7 separate regions of the Homo sapiens genome follow, and regions 1, 2, 3, 5, 6 and 7 are each linked to region 4. Evidence: chromatin contacts called from ENCODE Hi-C or POLR2A ChIA-PET data. All regions are on one chromosome and are shown on one strand. The core of a region is the stretch at or near the end of the contact, and the rest is flanking DNA. Distances in the headings are between cores, read along the strand shown.

Region 1 (2,700 bases), core at 1-2,500, 4.5 Mb after region 4:
GTTATAAAGCACTCACGAAGTTTAATGTCTGCAAGTCTCCCTACAGAGTACCCCCATATGTGCATCTTGACAGAAGACCATGTCCAAAGCCAAGGCGCTTTTAAGTGACAGTATTCTCCATAAAATCACAAAGAGTAACACAAGGCTGGGTGTCGTGGCTCACGCCTGTAATCCCAGGCGCCTCGCGAGGCAGATGGATCACCTGAGGTCAGGAGTTCGAGACCAGCCTGGCCAACATGGTGAAACGTCTTCTACTAAAAATACAAAAAGTAGCCGGGTATGGTAGCGCAAGCCTGTAATTCCAGCTACTTCGGAGGCTGAGGCATGAGAATTGCTTGAACCCGGGAGGCAGCGGTTGCAGTTAGTGGGGATAGCAGCCACTGCACTCCAGCCTGGGCGACACAGTGAGACTCCGTCTCAAAAAAACAAAAAAAATTAAAAACAAAAAAAAAGCAACACGATAGAAACAACTCCTTCTTATAGGCCTGCCTGAGTTTTATTTCCTGCCCTCCCCAATCACCCACCCTAGGTGCTTTGACAGGCAATTCGCGCTGTCTGGCACGCAGAAGCAGACGCCAAAATAAAAACAAAAACAAATTTTAAAAAAAAATTTGTTAAAAAGAAGGGGTTAGACTGGGCCCAAAGTTCTCCCCTCTCCCCCAAAGATCCACGAAGTGACCATTTCTCCGCGCCCCTGGGTCCCCACTCTCTCCCGTAAAAAGCCAGCTCACGCACCCTGCAGCGCTGCCAAGATCCCCACGATGCCTGTCCCCGCACCCAGTTCGATCACCTTCTTGCCTCGGAAATCCACATTTTGACTCTCGAAATAATTGCACAGGCTCAGGGCCTACGGGAGAAAAGACAGAGAAAAAGACAGTCGTGAGGATGGCTCCATATGGGAGAGGCGGAGTCCGGGATCTGGACCTCCCACGGACCCTCACCCGGCGCAGCCCATTCCTCACCGCGTCCCACACGCGCGCCGCCACCCCGAGGCGGGACCCAAAGTTCTGCGTGATGGTCAGCACATGCCCACAGAAACAGAACTGGCTCTTCTCCGAGTAAGAGTCTGCAAAGAGCCCGACCTCCCGCGGGAACACCGATTCCGACTCAGATTCGGGATCTGGGCCGGGGTCCGCCATCCGGCCCGCCAAGGGAGTGCCTGGGCACCGCGGCCGGCGCTCAGATCCCGGATCCGGAGCGGGGTAGAGGCTGGGGGCCGCGAGCCGTCGTGGTGTCCCTGTGGAACGAGCCCCGCCTCCCTGAGTTTGCCCTCCTTCCTCCAGTTCGATTTCCTGGAGGTGGAATGAGGAGCTGCCCCTCCCGCCCCGGCCCCGAGCGCACACTCGACGAAACCCACACGGGACCACAAGAGTCAGACCGGGCGGACTGGTCCGAGACCAGGAGTAAGGGGACAGGAGCGAGGACTGATGCCACTGTAGAAGGCGAGGTCTCTAGACCCCTCTCACCTGTGGGGTGCACAGGTGCCTGCAACCAGGATGGTAACCCAGACCAGGCAGAAGCAAGCTAAGAGAAAACGTTGGGTCCCTGGGCCTGGCCTCGCCCTCCCAGTTGGAGGCTAACGGTGCGGAGGTTCCCTCCAGCACTCGCTCCTTACAGCCCTCCCCACCTAGCCCAGCCCAGCCCAGCCCAGCCCAGCTGAATTTGCTCTTGGGTCTTTAAGGGGCGGGAACTGCCACCAACGCGCATGGCTGCGTCATTAACTTGCGCCTCTGGCCTGCGCCTCCACGTGGATTTGGTAGAGAAACCCCGGACTGGGATCATGGCAGCCGAGACTCGGAACGTGGCCGGAGCAGAGGCCCCACCGCCCCAGAAGCGCTACTACCGGCAACGTGCTCACTCCAACCCCATGGCGGACCACACGCTGCGCTAGTGAGGAGTGGGCAGAGGGAGAGAGAGGAGGGCGGGATTCTCAAAGCAGCCGGGAGAGCAGTTGTGCTGCAACTGCTGGGAGGATTTGGGGTAGACCCGGGAGGATCAGATGGGTGACGTCAGTTTTTGGGGGTGGGACCGGGAGATTCGACCGAGAGAGGAGTTGGCGGGTTGAGAGTGGGCGTGGCGTTCGGGCCTAAGTCTGGGTAGCGGTGCTAAGTTTGGGAAGAGAAATAAATTGTTACTGAGACTGAAGTGATAGAGGCAGAATGTCGTTTCCATCTTTTGCTTTTGTTTGTTGGATTTAATAAAAAGGCAAACATATACACAATCCTGCCCGCACCTTACCTTACCTTCCCTCCCCGCAGAGCACAAACACAAAGTAGGATCCCAGTGCATTAGGCAGCCAGTCTCGGGAGAAGGGGAACTTGTGCCCCAGAAAGGGCAGTTACCCGGCCAGGGTCACATCAACCGCCAGAAGTGGAGTTGGGCAGGTCAGCGTTTATGGGCCTCATGATGGTCCTATGATTCACACTGGGAGTTAAGGGTGGTTTCCATTGTCCCTCTTAGAGGCCACAGGGCCCAGTGTTACAGAATTTTTGAGAAACCCTCCTCCCTTTTACCTCCCACCCTCACCCACCCACACACTCTCACAGTACCACTTCTGCAATGGTGTGACCAACCTTCTCATGCTTCTTATGTCTTCTTTCCAATAGCCCTGTGAAGCCAGAGGAGATGGACTGGTCTGAGCTATACCCAGAGTTCTTCGCTCCACTCACTCAAAATCAGAGCCACGATGACCCAAAGGAT
Region 2 (2,700 bases), core at 87-2,586, 4.4 Mb after region 4:
GAGCTGTAGCCAGCGGAGCGTGCCCCGAGGCCTAAAGAGCAAGTGGGGAAGGCAGCCTGAGTCCACAAAGCTGAAGCTCCTCCGAGAGACCTCCATCCATCTAAAGGAAGCTGGGACTGTGGGGGCAAAAAGAGAGGGGTAGGATGAGGGAGGTAGGGAGGAGGGGCGGAGTCGGGGCCGCCTAAATGGGAGTAAGTCGGTGGGTGTGAGGAAAGCCCAGCACCTCAGGTCTCATTTTCAGTGTTTTGGGGGACACAGTCCCGAGGTCAGTTCCAGCTCTTATACTCTGGAGTCCTAGGTCCGCCCACACGCACACACCCCTTTCGGGATTCGAAGGTTGTACTTTTTTTTTTTTTTTTTTGAGACAGAGTCTCGCTCTGTCGCCCAGGCTGGAGTGCAGTGGCGCGATCTCGGCTACCTGCAATCTCCGCCTCCCGGGTTCAAGCAAGTCTTTGCCTCAGCCTCCCGAGTAGCTGGGATTACAGGCGCCCGCCACCACGCCCGGCTAATTTTTTTGTATTTTTAGTAGAGACGGGGTTTCACCATCTTGGCCAGGCTGGTCTTGAACTCCTGACCTCGTGATCCACCCACCTCGGCCTTCCAAAGTGCTGGGATTACAGGCGTGAGCCACCGCGCCTGGCCTCGACGGTTGTACTTTTATGTGACTTGGTACGTCCTTGATTCTAGGGCTAAGCAGGGGGGTAAGGTAACTTCCGATCCGCCCCATCCCCTGCTGGAGTCAGGTTAGGCTTAGCGGCTTGTCTTGGTCACCCCTGAAGGGGGAAACCTTTCCACCTTCCCCGAGTGCGCCCTCCGAGAAAAGAACACCCCAGCACAGAGCACCAGAACGTGAGCTTCGGAGCGGCCTTTTAAATAGTTGGGAAGGGGGTGTGGCCGAGGAGACTGGGAGGCCGCAGTCTGGCGCGGGGGGAGTGGCCCGGGGGCGTGGCCGTGGCGCCTGGAATGTTGTTAGGTCCTCTCACCGCATAGTAAGGAGGGGCCACGCCCCTTTTCTCCAAGAGAGCCAATCGGAGCACCGGAACGGTTTCAAGTCTCCCCCGCCAGCCTGCCCGCCCGCCACCCCACCCCCCTTGAGGATTCGCTTTTTCCGTAACAAAATAGCAAAGCTCCCGACTGTCCGCAGCCCCGGCCGCTCACAGATGGAGGGTCCCAGGGCCTAGGACGCAGCCCCCAGCGGGAAGCTCCAGCTGGCCGTGAAGAGGCCGAGTCGAGAGCCGGGAGGCGCGCGGGGGTGGGCGCTGCAGCCGCGGGTTGTTTATCTGGAGTACGGAGGGGAGGGGGGAGCCTGGAAACCGCCCCGTGTCCCATTTCCTCCTCTTGTTTTCGCTCCGGATTCTCCATGTTGGACCCAAACTGAGGAGCCCGGAGCTGCCGCTGGGGGATCGGGGCCGGGGGCACCCGGGGGAGCCGCTGCCCGGGCCGCCCGCCCTTTGTACAGGCCGCCTCCCTTCCCGGTCCGGGGAGGAAACGAGAGGGGGGATGTGAACAGCTGTGGAAGTCGGAGTCTCGGGAGCCGGAGCGGGCCCCCGCCCAGGCCCCCCAGCCCAGCCCAGCCCGCGCGCCCGCCCGTCCTCCCGCCCAGCCAGCCCGGGCCCGCGGGATTGTTAGATGGAACACGGCTCCATCATCACCCAGGCGCGGAGGGAAGACGCCCTGGTGCTCACCAAGCAAGGTAGGGGCAGCAACTTCCCAAAACTTTGCGTCGCCCCCGGGCGCGGAGGGGGCTAGCACAGCCCCGAACCCAGGTCTCGGCCCTTGACCTCCAGGGCTTAGAGCCAGCGATCCCGACTGGACCCCTCCGGTCCATCCGCCCCCGCATCCCGGCTGGCACTCAGACCTCCGTGGGGGTTGCACGGGGATCCCGGCGCCCGAGCGGAAAGGGCGTCTTCGGCGCAGCTGTCACCCTGTCCCGCAACCCCTCCCCCTCGGGGCTGAGAGACGGAGGGGTAGCTCTCGAAGCACTGGGCCACTCCGCGTCCACCGCCTCCGGAGTTGGGGGTGGGGTCGTCACTTTCCTTCACCGCCGCGCGCGGCTGCCCCGGGATCGCGGGGAGGGGTTAGGAAGGTGACAGAGGGAGCCCCAGGTGGAACGGAACCGAGACTGGAGTCCAGCACTTGCAGGCCCCCCCAAGCCCGAGGTCGTTCGGGCAGCTAGCTGGCGGTGACGGCGTCCGGCGGGACTTGGGACCAAGTTCACCTCTTGGAGGCGGGGGCGGTCGCGGTGGGGGAGGGGCCCGGGCCCTGGCGCACCAGACGTGGCGGGTTCCCGGCTCAGCGCAGGCCCCGGGACCTTGGCGGCGTCGGGCTCCCTCCCGGCTGCCTCTGACCAGTTTCGCTGAGCAAACAAGCCCGACCCTGAGGCCCGGCCAGAGCCCCTCCCTGCCCGGTGCGCTCCCCCGGGGCCGGCGCTGCACACACAGAGCCGCGTTTGTTTAGCCCGGGAGCGGTGTCCCTGGTTACATAATTCGCCGGATGGCATCAGACCCGGCGTGGTTCTGAATCGCGCAGCGAAAAAGTGCGAGTTCTCTGTGGGCAGCGGCTGGCGGCCCCCGCCTTCCAGAGCGTCAGGTGGAGGCGCGAGGGGGCCCGCAGGCCCTCGCGGGGGTGAGGCGGAGGCCGAGGCCTCTCCCGGGGCGGGAGAAAGCTGGGGCCCGAGGGTGGAACCTCTTAGTTTGGTCA
Region 3 (2,700 bases), core at 143-2,642, 4.0 Mb before region 4:
ACACTGCCATGATCATGGAAAGTTCTACTGAACAGCACCGGTCGGCACATTAAAATATTTTAAGTCTCAGTCACAAAGTATACATAACAGGTATAACTTATAGCACAGGAAACTACCTCATAGCACAGGAAACTACTTATACAAGGTTTACCCGAACCACAAGGTTACTAACACCAATTAACAATCATCTGTGCACTGAGGTGTTCCTTGTGTTTCGTTTTTCTTTTTCTTTTCTTTCCTTTTCGTTTTTTGAGATGGAGTTTCATTCTTGTTGCCCAGGCCGGAGTGCAATGGTGTGATCTCAGCTCACTGCAACCCCCACCTCCTGGGTTCAAGCAATTCTCCTGCCTCGGCCTCCCAAGTAGCTAGGATTACAGGTGTGCGACATCACGCCCGGCTAATTTTGTAGTTTTGTTGTTGTTGTTGTTGTTTTACTAGAGACAGGTTTCACCATGTTGGTCAGGCTGGTCTCGAACTCCTGACCTCAAGTGATCCACCTGCCTCGGCCTCCCAAAGTGCGTGAGCCACCGCGCCCGGACTGTTTTGTTTTTCCAAGAAGCTGAGGAAGAACCACGTATTTGACTCCAGGCAATATAGGATAATAATTACAAGTTCTCATTCTATAGAACTTGAGGATAAGTGGTCAGAAGGAAAAATAAAAGTTCCGATTCTGGGTGGAAATAGAGACTCAACATCCACTGTTTCCTTAAGCGTAAAACTACCTTACATTAAAGGTACATTAAATTAAAGGACGACCATTAAAATGAGAATAATTTTAAAAAAAAAAAAAAAAAAAAAGGGCAACCCGCTCGGGTCCCCTTCCACACTGTAGAAGCTTTGTTCTTTCGCTCTTTGCAATAAATCTTGCTGCTGCTCAAAAAAAGAAAAAAAAAAAAAAACCACATAGTATGTGTCCAGTTAAAGTCACTGCTATTATTATAGTCATAATTTTACCCTTGGTAGGATGAAGCAGCTAGACCACTGATAAGCTAAATCTGTTAGCACGACTGGGTGCCTTGCTCAGGGCAAAGCCAGAATGGGAAGCGCTACTTTGGACCCTCCAACCCCATCCCCCGGGCAGACGCCTTCCTCACCGCGGAGGCACCCGGGGAGGCTGCCAGCCTTTACGCCCCCACTGCAGAGCTCCTCGGCGTCGATGAACACGGACTCTTCATCCTCCTCCACGTCGTCGTTTAGGTAGTCGTCGTCCTCCTCCACCAGATCCCTGGGTGGGAGCAGAGGTCCCTGAAGTTGGCGCAGGTACGGACTCGACCTGGCCATGCTTCTCCTGAACTCAACCCAAACAACTCGGGAAAACCCTGGCTAACTGCATGGTCATGATCAGCCAATCAGTTCTACGACTGTAAGGCCATCAACTTCCGGGAACGGCCTGGCGGCCGCCAGCGTACATAAAACCTGAAAGGCAGCGAAGCTCCGCCCCAAGTTTCCAGGAATTGCCGAGGGGAGGGCATGTGGAAGGGGCGGGGCAAGGCGGGTTAGGGGCGGGGAAGGGAGAGCGAGGGGCTGGGAGATGGGCGGGGCTTCCGCTCCTTTTGGAGCCTGGTGCTGGGCGGTGATTATCAGGAAGGTGCTGGGACGAAATCAGCGCTGGGGAGTGACAGGCGTGGCACCTGCAGAACCGCCAGTGCACGGCATCTCCTGCGGAGAGAGAACGGGGAGAAAGTCCACTTCTGCTGAGCTTGAAGAACCTGGAAAAGCAACCCCCACCCCAACCTTCCCAAAACGAAAGTATAGCAGATGCCCTTCTGGAATCGGATCTAGGGCAGGGACCTAGAATTCTGTCTTTTTAATGTACATTCCGGGCTGTCCATTTTGATGCTCAGCTAGGTTTGGACACCACTGGATTAGATAACATTCAAAGTTATTTTTATCCTTTCCTCTGTGAGTACACCCTGGTCTCCCAAACTTATTTAAGCTGGGCTGCTACCTGCTGACAGTGGGGCAAAAGTGTCTCTTTGCAGCCCAGAGTATAGACAGGAATAGGAGAAGGGAAATAGAAGAGAAAGGAACGTGGTTTTAAAAACTATTATGGGGCTATGATTCTCTTACTTGATGAGGATGGTACTTGAAAGTCTTGGTACTATTTAAGAAATACCATAAATATATTACTACATTACTGTATTGATACTGTTTATTTTGGGATTATTCCTGAAATAACTAAACACACACTATTTACTAAATCCAAAAGCACCTGATGCTATATTTAAATATATATAAACGACAACTAGCACCAAATATTTAAGAAAAATGTATAGGAGAAAATATAAAAATTGATTTCTTTTCCTTTGGGTACCAATTGAAAAATGCCCACTTTTGTTGCTTTTAAAAGAAATACTGTTGCAGCTGACAAAACACCAGTGTTTCCAAGGATTGGCTATATGAGGTTGAATTCCTTTGACATTCACATGGCTACTGTTTCCACCACAACATTGAATCTCCTCTGACAAATGTCACACTTACTGTCCTCTTCGTTTCAAAAACCAGTGGATACTTTTCAGCCTTTGTTTTACCTGACCTCTCAGCAGTATTTGATACTGATAAGTATTTTCTTCTTGTAGCATTCTGCTGCCGGGGCTTTTGCAGCTTGCCTTCTCAGATTTTTCTCCTTTCTGGCTATTTACAGTCTTGGACCCCTCTGCTTGCCTGTAAGTACTGTTATTCCCCAAGGCTCCATCCCAA
Region 4 (2,700 bases), core at 7-2,506:
TCAAGATAAAATCCTTATAATAAAATTACTGTCCATTTTACAGCATGAAGATAATGAGGTGCAATGATTTAAATTAACTCTCCTCAAAGCCATACTGCAAGTTGAGTGGTGAAACTGTGACATAACTCAGGTCTAAATCTTACTGTTCCTTTCACTATGCCATACTGAAACACTCTATGAATTATATACTACTGTTATGGTAACAGTGGAAAGTGAAAATATGTTTTATTATAATGAAGAGGCACATTATGCTTCCCAAAAAATAAGGAATTTTAAATTATGTTACATATTCACATATTTAAGTTATTGTAGATGCCACTTGATATGGTCGACAAGTGTGAAAATGTCCACATACATCCTTCAGTATTTTAAATGTATAACCTTTGGTATTTTACAAGTTTGAATATTAGCAGTTAGTTAAGCCTCAAGTGGACTTATCTACTTTTTGCAGGCCTACATTATCTTTCAAACAGAAGGGAAGGGCTGCACGTCTAACAGAAACGCTGCCGGCTTCTATCAAGCCACCACTAAAGCACAAGACCACGTGGTCTCTCATAAGCCCAAGGTTCCCTACTCCTCTCCCTCCTTTGACAAGGAACTGGAAACTAGGGTTTCTTTCTCTTATGTGGAGCCCTGACATGCCACCTGTGTAGTACAGACCGCAAACATCCTGCAGCCTGCCTCCCGGAAGACCAAGAATCAGAATAAAAGGGAACTTGGACGCCGACAATTCTAGGAAAGGAAATGAACAGAGAAGTAAAGCCGGTGAGATCGTGATAAGCCGCGGCACCGGGACCTGTCAAAACGGCGTATATAAGACTCAAACCAAACCACTATAACCTATCATTCGGGAAGGCCTGAGGTGGGAGCGGCACTACGGAAGGAAGGAGGACGAAGAGAACCGCACGAGTCAGAACCGCCGCCGCCGCCGCTCCCCGGATACCTTTCAGCATGCCCTGGCAAGCCAAGAACCCTGACCCTCATCTAGAGTCCAACCTTTGCCCCAACATTTCAGAAGCGGCCAAAATCCCGCTGCCCCGGCGGCCGCCGCCGGACCTGCCCGCACCTGTCACTAGCGAAAGAACCAGCTCGCGGCTCCCGCCCACTTCTCCACTATCCTCGGGCAACCGCGGGCATCTCAACCCCTTTCTCTTACCAGGTGTCCCCTTTCCGGAGCGAGGTTTTGAGCAGCGTCGCGATGTCAGACCGCTGGGTGTCCAGATCCGCCGCTCCGCCTTCCGCCATCTTCTTCCACTAGCGGTAGGGGAGGTGGCAGCGACGGCGGCGGCACGCCCCAGAGCATTATGGGAATGGCGTCCCACGGCCCCTCCCAGTCGGCCGGTCGAAACCAAAAGACACCGGGAGCGGGGGTGCTCCTCGGGACAAGAGGAGGCCCCGGGGGCGCACTGGGTGCGCGGCCATGGTCTGCTGCCCCCCATCGGTCCCCGCCCGTCCAGCATCTTGCCTTGGCCTCCTCTGGCCCGGGACTGCCGGGTTTTAGCTTTCCTCGCCGCCGAGGGCTCTGGCTCTCTCTCGCTAGAGGGATGCCACCGCCCTGTCCTCCCGTCCTCAGCGTTGCCTTCCCCTCCCTCTTTCCCACTGACGCCTTGAAAACCCTTATTTGCGCATTCACTCACGCTTGAGGGTGAGGTAGGGTGGGGCGGTGGTGTGGGGGCGTGGGGACGGCTAAGATATGGCAGAAAATGTAGCAGCTCAGTGACTGGGCTTTTCGTTACGAGTGGGAGAACCCAAGCTCGGTGAATATGGGCACACACAAAAAACACTCCGAAACCGAACGCTTGGTCTCCATGCCCTTCCTGGGTTCCTTCCAGCGCTCTTACTCCCGTTGTAGGTGGGGACCCTTTATAGGCTCTTTGTGACGCCTCCCCAGGCACACCCAGACGACTAAGCTGCAGTGAAAAACATGTCCCAGTTCATCGGTGAACAGGGAGTAGAATATGGACAGTATTGAATAATGCCAGATACTAAAGGAAGAAAACGTGCGAGAAACCCTCTTGTTTATACAGGATAGTAACATTTTCTTAGCCCCATCTTCGTATGGTGCCGTACACCTGAAATGAAACTAGATATGTCTTTAATTTGAAGTCAACGATTATGTTACAAAATAGAAAATCGAGTCGCTTAAAAATCAAATGCCAAGGTCACACAGCAGGTGGAGAGGTGAGTGGAGAGGCTGGTTCAAGAGCCCACATGCTATACAGTATAGCACACTCACTGCCTCTCCTTCTGAAAGCCTGAACTAAAATGTAAACTCTTTAAGAGCTGGAACTGGGTTCATCTTTTGTTTTAGCCTTTGTACACCTGGTGGTTAGCACAGTACTGATGGACATGTAAAAATTACCTAAATATTTGTTTAGTAAATGAATTGTGGCAAAATTACTTAAGTATTCCCGAGCATGATGTCCAGGGGTGTGATTTTAACATACCATATTGATGTGAAAAGTCTAAAAGATGGGCCGGAATCCCCACATCATTTCTCGTTTGCCCATTTTAAACCCTAACTCATTTGGTGAGAATGCGATAAAGGTAGGTGTAGTTATGCTAGTAGGAAGTGCTGAATCCAAGTGAAAGTAGTGTATATTGGCATTATGATTTGTGTATATCAGTATTATGATTATGATTGCTTATTTCTGCGTAATAATACTATTTTGCATTATCATGCCAACCTTGAATTGAGAG
Region 5 (2,700 bases), core at 111-2,610, 4.3 Mb after region 4:
CAGCACTTTGGGAGACCGAGGAAGGCAGATCACTTGGGATGAGGAGTTCGAGACCAGCCTGACCAACATGGTGAAACCTCATCTCTACTAAAAATACAAAAATTAGCTGGGTGTGGTGGCGCCGCCTATAATCCCAAGCTACTCAGGAGACTGAGGCAGGAGAATTGCTTGAGCCCAGGTGGTGGAGAGGTTGCAGTAAGCCGAGATCGGGCCACTACACTGCAGCCTGGGCAACACAGTAACTTTGTCTCAAAAAAAAAAAAGTTTTTTAAGTTCCAAACTAGCATATACAGTATGATTCCATTTTGAATTTGTACTTACTATAATTCATAGAAAGGGTCTGGAAGACTCCTACAAAGTATTCACATTGGTTGTCCTTAAATGGGTAGGATTTGGAGGTTTTGTGTTTTGGGGGTTTTTTTGGCCTTCATTTTCTAAAGCAAAAATAATTGCTTTTTTAATGGGAACTAAATTATTTAAAATTGTATAAATCTATCACAGTAACAAATAAATTACATATAATTGTAAAGAGTTTACCACCTGTCAGCTGTGAAAGTTGATCATATAAATCGGGTCACTTTTGTCATACCAGTTAAAGAGTGGAGAGGCCAGAGGGAAAAAACATTCAGGTCACAAATATCACTTGAAAAATATAATTCTCTACAGGCCTGGCTGCTGAAACTGCCTGCTAACACTTAAAACCAATTTAATCTAAAGGCTACTAAGACAGTCTGCTACAATTCTAAGACTAATTTTACCCACCACCGTCACTCAGCAATCAGTTTGCCAACCCCACCAAAACATTAATAGTGCCAATAAACTCTCTTGGAGACCAATACGTAACATTTCTCCTTCTTATAAAGTCTCTAACCTCTTCACTCTTCAGACATCCCGAAGACCACCCCAGTCTACATATATGCCCCAAATTACTATTTTCTTCCCAAATAAAGCATTCTAATTTCAAAGATTCATCTCTATATTCTGACTTAACAGCTTTTAACACTTAATGCTGTTTTTTAGTTGACAAATAAAAATTATATTTATAGTATAAAACATGTTTTGAAATATATATACATTGTGGAATGGTTAAATAAAGCTAACATGTACCCTTCGGCTTTTTAAAAACTAACGTCCAATTCATCCAATTCCGTGAGAGTAAAGCCTTTGCTTAGCTTTCCAGTCCTGTTAAACGGGGGGGAAACAACAAAAGGGTCCTCAGGGCCCTGCCCAACAATACGCCACATTCTGTCTAGTAAAGCCACACAGCCAGAAAACGCCAGGTGACTGGCAGGCAGATACTTCCGGAAGAAGTCGGCCCTCCGAACCCGGAAGTGAAGCGATAAGACGCACGGTGTTCTGGGAGGAGTTACGCAGGCAGGGTTGTGGTTGCTGGCTGTTACCAGGACAACCGGAGGCGATTGACCGTTATCTGCGGTTTGGAGCCGTTAGCGGGAGAGGCAGAGATATTCAGAGGTCTTTTAGGATGCGCTAAAGGGTCGTGAGGGCTCTCTTAAAATTTTCTTCACAAGCGGTTATCCAGTCGTGCCCCGCGGCCCTGCTGCTGGCCCCGGGGATCTGAGTCGTACCCTCTTGTTTTTCTCTGAGTCAGTCTTAAGGTGAAATGAAGTGTGGCCCAGTGGCTCCTCACTGTCGCTTCTCTAGTTTTCTGCCTCCTTTTAGAAAATGTAAGTTGAGAATTTCTAATTTACATCGGGATGTGTTCTAATGCGCTTGTTTTTAAAACTGTGGAAAATTTTTAAAAGAAAATAAATCTCACCAGTCATCCAGCTACCCAGAAGTAACATTTTCATGCATTACCTATTAATTTTTTTCTCTGCATATTTTTTCATAGTTGAGATAATTTAGGGAAAACCATTTTGTGTCCTTCATATATGGATGAATACAATATAATTTTGGTATTAATATCATAGCAACAAAGAAGGCATTGAAGGCTTTAAATCTGTTTACAGTGAATTGAAAAGACAGGATGAAGTGGACACAGCATGTGAAGACAATTCTTTCAAGAAGTTTGGCTGTCAAGGAAAACAGAGAATGTGAGTAGCCAAAGCAGAATGACAGTGAAAGAAAGAAATTGGGAGCCAGACAATACAGCCCGACAGTTTACGCCTGTACGGATGTACCTCTTTCACAAAAGATTGAGTATGCTTGGGGAAAAAAAATACACACTATAATAGGAGAAAATGATGAAGAGAAACTGAGGTAAAGGTAATTGGAAAACAAAATAAAGCCAGGGGTATATTAATACCCCAAAACTTCATACCAAAAGGTCCGTGTATTTACTAGAGGGGTGCCACAAATTGGGCTCTGAGGTTCCTAGCAATTAAACCAAAGGGAAAATATAAGTTTAACATGATCCGTATGAGGGAGGAGGCCTAATGGCATATTATAGAATCCTGTTACACATTAGCTGTATGAAATTGATTGGGTAATGTAAGCTCTTTAGACCTCATTTCTCCGTCTCTTAAAGAGTGGGGAGAGGAAGCAGGAGACTGTTAGACGAGTTGATCTTTTAATATCTCTTCCACTACTGACAGTCTATGATCATATAGGCCAGAGACGGCAAACTCAGATGCCTAAATTAGGGACTAAGAAAGTTTCATAAGTGAGGAAATGGACTGAATGTGACAAAAGCAAGGAGTGATAGAGATTGGAATGTTAGAGTTGATTGAGCTGTCCCAT
Region 6 (2,700 bases), core at 201-2,700, 4.5 Mb after region 4:
TCTTATATTCTCAGCCAGATGGTTAAGGAAAACAGAAGTTAGAGTGGAAGGAGTGGCAAATAGGGTAATAAAATGGCTTTAGATTTTAGACAAATTCTCACAAATGAGACACTAACCGCTTTCCTCCTTTACTCCCATACCCCCAAAGGGCTGGGAGATAAAGACCTTGGAGCCAATAAAACAAAGTAGGAGAAATCTACTTGTGTCTACCTAGGTGTCTGGGCAGAGGCCATTTGGGAACAAGTGTGTTCTGGACAGTGCTAAGTGCTAAGAAAGCGGCACTAGGGAAAAAGAGGGAAGCACAATAACTCCAAATGAGTAGTCACAAGGTTTGCAGAAGGGGGCATGTCATTTTCATTCATTGTGGTGGTCTGGAGGGTGCAGGGGGTGTGGTGGTAACTTTCTTGCACATGTGCAATCCTGTATCCGTCTTATATATGATGTGATAAATAATATCATATACATACATATATACATAGAAGCATATATGCACACATACAAATATCACATAATCATAGAACCTTCCTACTGGAAAAAAAAAAAAAACTTAAAAGGTCAAGTATTCCTGTCTCCTGCTCATCAATAACTTCTCTGCCAGATGGCCTCAGGTCTTTGCATTAACACTCCCAGGGAGGTTTGGAAGTTGGAAAAGTGAGAGGATTACCTTGTCACTGAGCCTGTTGGATTACTGTATTAATCTGCCTTCCGTCATCCTTTAATCGTAGTTTTGCCCTCAAATGGGCATTGTTTACTCCCTATTGTAGAAGACCCCATTGTTGGCTACATCTTTATAGATAGTCGTACCACTACTTTAAAGGGCCAGTGACAGACACCAAAAACAAAATAAAAACCCACATACACACTGGAAGCAAGCACTCAGTAAAATGTTGTAGAATTAATGAATGAAACAATGACACAAATGAGAGTATGTTTTCTCATGGTGGAGCGAAAAGGTGACAGCATCACCTCTGGTACCCCAACTCCCACCCCCTCCCCAATGCAGACAGGCTGAAAGACCGGTAGTGAGACTGGAGTTCAGCCTTCAGACCGGTAGTGAGACAATCCTTCAGCCGGGAGTTGGGCTCTGGGTGGCCTAGGTTGCCATGGCACCGCCTCGGGCTCCACCCTCTCTTGTCCCCCTCACCGCTCCCCCCCTGCAGCGGGGGTTGTGGCAGCCAGTCACGTGCCCGCCGCGTAGCCACACCTCTGCTCCTCAGAGCAATGTCAAGCGGTCACGTGTGATAGCAACAGATCACGTGGCTGCCATCGCCCCTCCGCCCCCTTACACTCTTCGCCCTCCTCCCAGTCGAAGCACCTCCTGTCCGCCCCTCAGCGCATGGGTGGCGGTCACGTGCCCAGAACGTCCGGCGTTCGCCCCGCCCTCCCAGTTTCCGCGCGCCTCTTTGGCAGCTGGTCACATGGTGAGGGTGGGGGTGAGGGGGCCTCTCTAGCTTGCGGCCTGTGTCTATGGTCGGGCCCTCTGCGTCCAGCTGCTCCGGACCGAGCTCGGGTGTATGGGGCCGTAGGAACCGGCTCCGGGGCCCCGATAACGGGCCGCCCCCACAGCACCCCGGGCTGGCGTGAGGTAAGTGCAGTCCCTTCCCAGGAATGAGAACCAGTGCCCGCCCCCCTCACAGCTTTCCACGCGTTCGTTTCGCGAGCTGGTTATGGAAGGGTCGCTCAAGGGCGGGAAGTGGGGCCTTTGTGGTCATGGGAAAGTATAATTTTAGGGACTGAGGTGTAGGATCTTCGATGCAAGGCATGTGTCATGTGTGATCTTTGTGCGGGGCGCGATTGTCCCAAAGGAAAAAGCGTTTTCTATTGCAGGGCCTCACGTGGCTGGAGGGGTTGGTATTGAGTCATTGTGTTATCTCTGGGGCCGGCCCCAAGGAAGACTGGGAGCGGGGGATGGGATGCTGGTGGTGTTCTTTGCGCTTTTTTTTTGGGAGTCCCTTTGTTGCTGCAGGCTCATACCATCCTAACTCTGTAAGCGACTTTTGGTGATAGGAGTCTGTGATTGTAGGGTCTCCCTTGATCTGAGAATGGCTACCTCTCGATATGAGCCAGTGGCTGAAATTGGTGTCGGTGCCTATGGGACAGTGTACAAGGCCCGTGATCCCCACAGTGGCCACTTTGTGGCCCTCAAGAGTGTGAGAGTCCCCAATGGAGGAGGAGGTGGAGGAGGCCTTCCCATCAGCACAGTTCGTGAGGTGGCTTTACTGAGGCGACTGGAGGCTTTTGAGCATCCCAATGTTGTCCGGTGAGAAGGTGGTGGAGGGTTGGGCGTGGGGAGTAAAGGGAAAAGACAGCCTATAGGTGGGGTGTGATGATCTGTAGAGAAGTGGGGACCCTGAGGAAATAATGAGAGGCCATGTTGGGTTAAAGGGGATTGAAAAGTGAGCATTTACTCTGGTCAGGCTGATGGACGTCTGTGCCACATCCCGAACTGACCGGGAGATCAAGGTAACCCTGGTGTTTGAGCATGTAGACCAGGACCTAAGGACATATCTGGACAAGGCACCCCCACCAGGCTTGCCAGCCGAAACGATCAAGGTGAGTGGGGTTGGTAGGCATTGAGAGGTGGATTGGGACCTTTGTAGTAGAACCTTCTGGGATTTCAGGTATGGTGCCTAGTTTCCAGTGCATCTGTACCTCCCCTTTGAAACTAGGATCTGATGCGCCAGTTTCTAAGAGGCCTAG
Region 7 (2,700 bases), core at 25-2,524, 3.9 Mb before region 4:
TTTTGTTTTGTTTTTCTTGTCATTGTGGAAGTGACGTTAGTTCTTTTGGCAAAGGCTTCTGAGAACATCAAGTTTAAGGATTTAGTTTAGAATAGACTGTTCCACAACTGTTCTGAATTCCACTTGCTAAGTGTTCGGGTGTTGTGGTTAAGGTGAGGACTGGGCAATGTGGGTAGATCAGAGTAAACTCATCAAAACAATTCCAAGGGACCCTAGGATGACACTACTCTGGGTATGTCTACACCTCTTTATATTGGAATGACAACAATATCATGAATATTCACTCTAATCCATTGTATTTGCCACCATCATCTCTCTCTTACAGTAATACAACTTTATCCCCTTTTCTCTGCCTTTGGTAATGGCCCTCTTCAATGTATTCTACTTCTGGCCTAGGATGATCTGGCCTTTGTTTATCTATCCAGCCTCATTCTTTGCCACCTGTCCCCTACACCAGCTGAGCTTCACCGTCTCCCTCTTTGCAGACGTTGGTCCCTTGAGGCCCAGCCTACATCACTGCTCTTTCTCTGGTTGGCTCCTACTTGCCTTTCAGGATTAAATATTACTTCATTCAGAAAGCCTGGTTTATAGAAAGTGCTCAATAAATGTAGGTATTATTATTATTTTAAAATAATAGAAGTAAAAATGCATCCTCGGTGTGATTATTGAAAAAGTGGATGAATGAGATGGGTATTTGTTGAGTGGATGGGTGACTGGGACATGGGTTCTATCACTTTAGCAACTCTCCAAGGTGAAAGGACTTAAAGTGTGTTCAGGCTGGGCGCGGTGGCTCACGCCTGTAATCTCAGCACTTTGGGAGGCCGAGGCGGGCGGATCACGAGGTCAGCAGATCGAGACCATCCTGGCTAACATGGTGAAACCTCGTCTCTGCTAAAAATATAAAAAAATTAGCCTGGCGTGGTGGCAGGCGCCTGTAATCTCAGCTATTCGGGAGGCTGAGGCAGGAGAACCGCTTGAACCCGGGAGGCGGAGGTTGCGGTGAGCCGAGATCGTGCCATTGCACTCCAGCCTGGGCAACAAGAGTGAAACTCCATCTCAAAAAAAAAAAAAAAAGTGTGTTGAGAAAAGTTTCACTTCAGATGACGCCGGGAATGTAAACCGTTTTCTCTTCCATTCTAACTCGGAGCCATCCCCGCTTTCTCCGCCCAGCTGGAATTTTTGAAGCGAGAAAATCGACTCGCTCGGTGTTCGCCCGCCGACGCCGCACGGCTTGCTGGGGCTGGGCTCTTCCTCGCGGAAGTGGGGAGGAGGCGGTTGCGGTTAGTGGACCGGGACCGGTAGGGGTGCTGTTGCCATCATGGCTGACCCCGACCCCCGGTACCCTCGCTCCTCGATCGAGGACGACTTCAACTATGGCAGCAGCGTGGCCTCCGCCACCGTGCACATCCGAATGGGTACGTTGTCCCCTCTCCAGTGCCTCCCAGCCGCTTGTCTGCACTGCTCGGCCTCTAGAAGCCGACTTCCGGCTTCCGAGGGAGAGCGGCCATCTCCTGGGACTCACAGGGAGTGCTCACTGAGCTCCCGGCCCTCCTTCTCCGGGTACCAGAGGACTGGCGCCCTCCTCAGGGAGTCGGGGAGGCGCTTCCTCCCCTCCTAGCGGGTGTGGGAGGGCGCCAGGCCCAGAAGGCTTGCGGCTGTCCTGTGTGCGCCCCGGCTCCCCAGCGGGCGCCGCGGTGTAGGAAGGGACAGATGGAAACCGCCGCAGCCTGAATTTGGCATCTTGAAGTGAAAAGAAACGTCGTGGAAATGAGTCGGTTGATCACTGTGACTGACGTACACACGAGTGGAATCCACGGCCTGATGTTTTTGTTCTGTGGGGTTTCGCGTTACAGGCTTATATTTACCGTCCTGTGCTAGGCTGGAAGCTCCCTGACGGCACTATTTCCTCTCCGCAGGGCCCAGAATGCAACAGGTCTTTGAGGATTATTGAGGAAGTTGCTCAACACAGAAGCTTCCTAAGTCAGTCTAAATTGTGTTTTAAGTTATTACGTAGTAGCCAATGGGCAGAAATTTTTGAATTTAAAATGCTCAGCTTCATCTACGTGGAAGCCATTGCCTGCTCTAGTTTGGTCATTTGATCGCCGAAACAGCCCCAGACTTTCAGCCTGTTTAGGCAGCTGGAACTTGTTCTGGAAAAGGAAAGATGAAGATAGTTCTGATGTGCTAAGAATCTTAGTGCCTAGAACTTGTTCTGGAAAAGGAAAGATGAAGATAGTTCTGATGCACCAAGAATCTTGGTGCCTAGCATTTATATTTTTGGAATTGAATTTTGAAATTATTTTGGCCAGTGAACTCAGCTTTTTTTTAAAAAAAATTAATTGTGGTAAAATACAGGTAACATAAAATTTACCGTCTTAACTATTTTTAAGTGTATAGTTCAGTAGTGTTAAGTTATTCACATGGTTGTGCACTGTTAAAAGAAAAACTTTAGACACATTAAATCTAACGGAGTTTGAGCACAGAATGATTTGCGAATTGGGCAGGTCCCGGAACCAGAATAAGGTTCAGAGTGATGAGTCCTGCCGCTTGGTGGGAGAAAATTTATGGAGAGAGAAAGTAAAGTGAGGTACAGAAAATAGAAGTGAGGTACAGAAAGAGTTGATTGGTTACAGCTTGGTTTTTGCCCGTTTGAACATGGTTTGAACACGTGGCCATCTTTGGCTGAAACTCAGTGATTGG

The links. A loop is a pair of places that touch in the nucleus more often than their neighbours do. ChIA-PET counts read pairs that join two places held with the same protein, here RNA polymerase II (POLR2A). Pooled maps may share reads with other maps.
Region 1: a pooled map shows a loop between it and region 4 (10-fold over the local background). The contact joins the promoter of EEF1AKMT3 here to the promoter of USP15 in region 4. A Hi-C loop is called at or near these places in 7 of 50 pooled maps.
Region 2: a map with no recorded cell type shows a loop between it and region 4 (11-fold over the local background). The contact joins the promoter of CTDSP2 here to the promoter of USP15 in region 4. A Hi-C loop is called at or near these places in 3 of 37 single-sample maps with no recorded cell type and 7 of 50 pooled maps.
Region 3: a loop to region 4 is called in a map of B cell, with 10 times the contacts of the local background. The contact joins the promoter of HELB here to the promoter of USP15 in region 4. A Hi-C loop is called at or near these places in 3 of 168 maps with a recorded cell type or tissue (B cell and naive thymus-derived CD4-positive, alpha-beta T cell), 2 of 37 single-sample maps with no recorded cell type and 13 of 50 pooled maps.
Region 5: a loop to region 4 is called in a pooled map, with 7 times the contacts of the local background. The contact joins the promoter of GIHCG here to the promoter of USP15 in region 4. A Hi-C loop is called at or near these places in 2 of 168 maps with a recorded cell type or tissue (B cell and CD4-positive, alpha-beta memory T cell), 7 of 37 single-sample maps with no recorded cell type and 18 of 50 pooled maps. POLR2A ChIA-PET finds 5 or more read pairs at or near these places in 3 of 52 experiments (A673, T-cell and activated B cell).
Region 6: a pooled map shows a loop between it and region 4 (9-fold over the local background). The contact joins the promoter of CDK4 here to the promoter of USP15 in region 4. A Hi-C loop is called at or near these places in 10 of 50 pooled maps.
Region 7: a map of naive thymus-derived CD4-positive, alpha-beta T cell shows a loop between it and region 4 (4-fold over the local background). The contact joins the promoter of TMBIM4 here to the promoter of USP15 in region 4. A Hi-C loop is called at or near these places in 1 of 168 maps with a recorded cell type or tissue (naive thymus-derived CD4-positive, alpha-beta T cell), 1 of 37 single-sample maps with no recorded cell type and 7 of 50 pooled maps. POLR2A ChIA-PET finds 5 or more read pairs at or near these places in 1 of 52 experiments (activated CD4-positive, alpha-beta T cell).

Annotation. Positions count from the first base shown.
Region 1 is chr12:57,771,164-57,773,863 of GRCh38, reverse strand. EEF1AKMT3 (EEF1A lysine methyltransferase 3) reads right to left here and starts at 1,250. Exons shown (of 3, transcript NM_015433.3): 1 at 963-1,250; 2 at 736-847. The coding sequence starts at 1,139. It overlaps METTL1 (methyltransferase 1, tRNA methylguanosine), which reads left to right and starts at 1,759. Exons shown (of 6, transcript NM_005371.6): 1 at 1,759-1,890; 2 at 2,607-2,700. The coding sequence starts at 1,781. RefSeq lists enhancers at 1,086-1,595, 1,726-2,015, 1,701-2,700.
Region 2 is chr12:57,845,365-57,848,064 of GRCh38, reverse strand. CTDSP2 (CTD small phosphatase 2) reads left to right here and starts at 1,336. Exons shown (of 8, transcript NM_005730.4): 1 at 1,336-1,693. The coding sequence starts at 1,630. RefSeq lists silencers at 855-1,034, 1,105-1,184, 1,195-1,624, 2,215-2,514.
Region 3 is chr12:66,301,185-66,303,884 of GRCh38, reverse strand. HELB (DNA helicase B) reads right to left here and starts at 1,392. Exons shown (of 13, transcript NM_001370285.1): 1 at 1,095-1,392. The coding sequence starts at 1,281. RefSeq lists enhancers at 62-371, 402-501, 1,133-1,212, 1,273-1,322.
Region 4 is chr12:62,258,960-62,261,659 of GRCh38, reverse strand. USP15 (ubiquitin specific peptidase 15) reads right to left here and starts at 1,256. Exons shown (of 22, transcript NM_001252078.2): 1 at 1,157-1,256. The coding sequence starts at 1,245. It overlaps MIR6125 (microRNA 6125), which reads right to left and starts at 1,301; the gene lies at 1,206-1,301. It also overlaps a transcript of TAFA2 not described here. RefSeq lists enhancers at 1-27, 751-800, 1,021-1,380, 1,931-2,000 and silencers at 1,421-1,530, 1,611-1,670.
Region 5 is chr12:57,934,824-57,937,523 of GRCh38, reverse strand. GIHCG (GIHCG inhibitor of miR-200b/200a/429 expression) reads left to right here and starts at 1,360. Exons shown (of 3, transcript NR_038269.1): 1 at 1,360-1,685; 2 at 1,971-2,054. RefSeq lists enhancers at 934-1,434, 1,435-1,935.
Region 6 is chr12:57,751,060-57,753,759 of GRCh38, reverse strand. CDK4 (cyclin dependent kinase 4) reads left to right here and starts at 1,450. Exons shown (of 8, transcript NM_000075.4): 1 at 1,450-1,585; 2 at 2,024-2,260; 3 at 2,418-2,553; 4 at 2,670-2,700. The coding sequence starts at 2,043. RefSeq lists silencers at 1,001-1,120, 1,351-1,430, 2,161-2,300 and an enhancer at 1,091-1,824.
Region 7 is chr12:66,168,570-66,171,269 of GRCh38, reverse strand. TMBIM4 (transmembrane BAX inhibitor motif containing 4) reads left to right here and starts at 1,274. Exons shown (of 7, transcript NM_016056.4): 1 at 1,274-1,415. The coding sequence starts at 1,319. RefSeq lists enhancers at 1,293-1,372, 1,016-1,540, 2,023-2,122.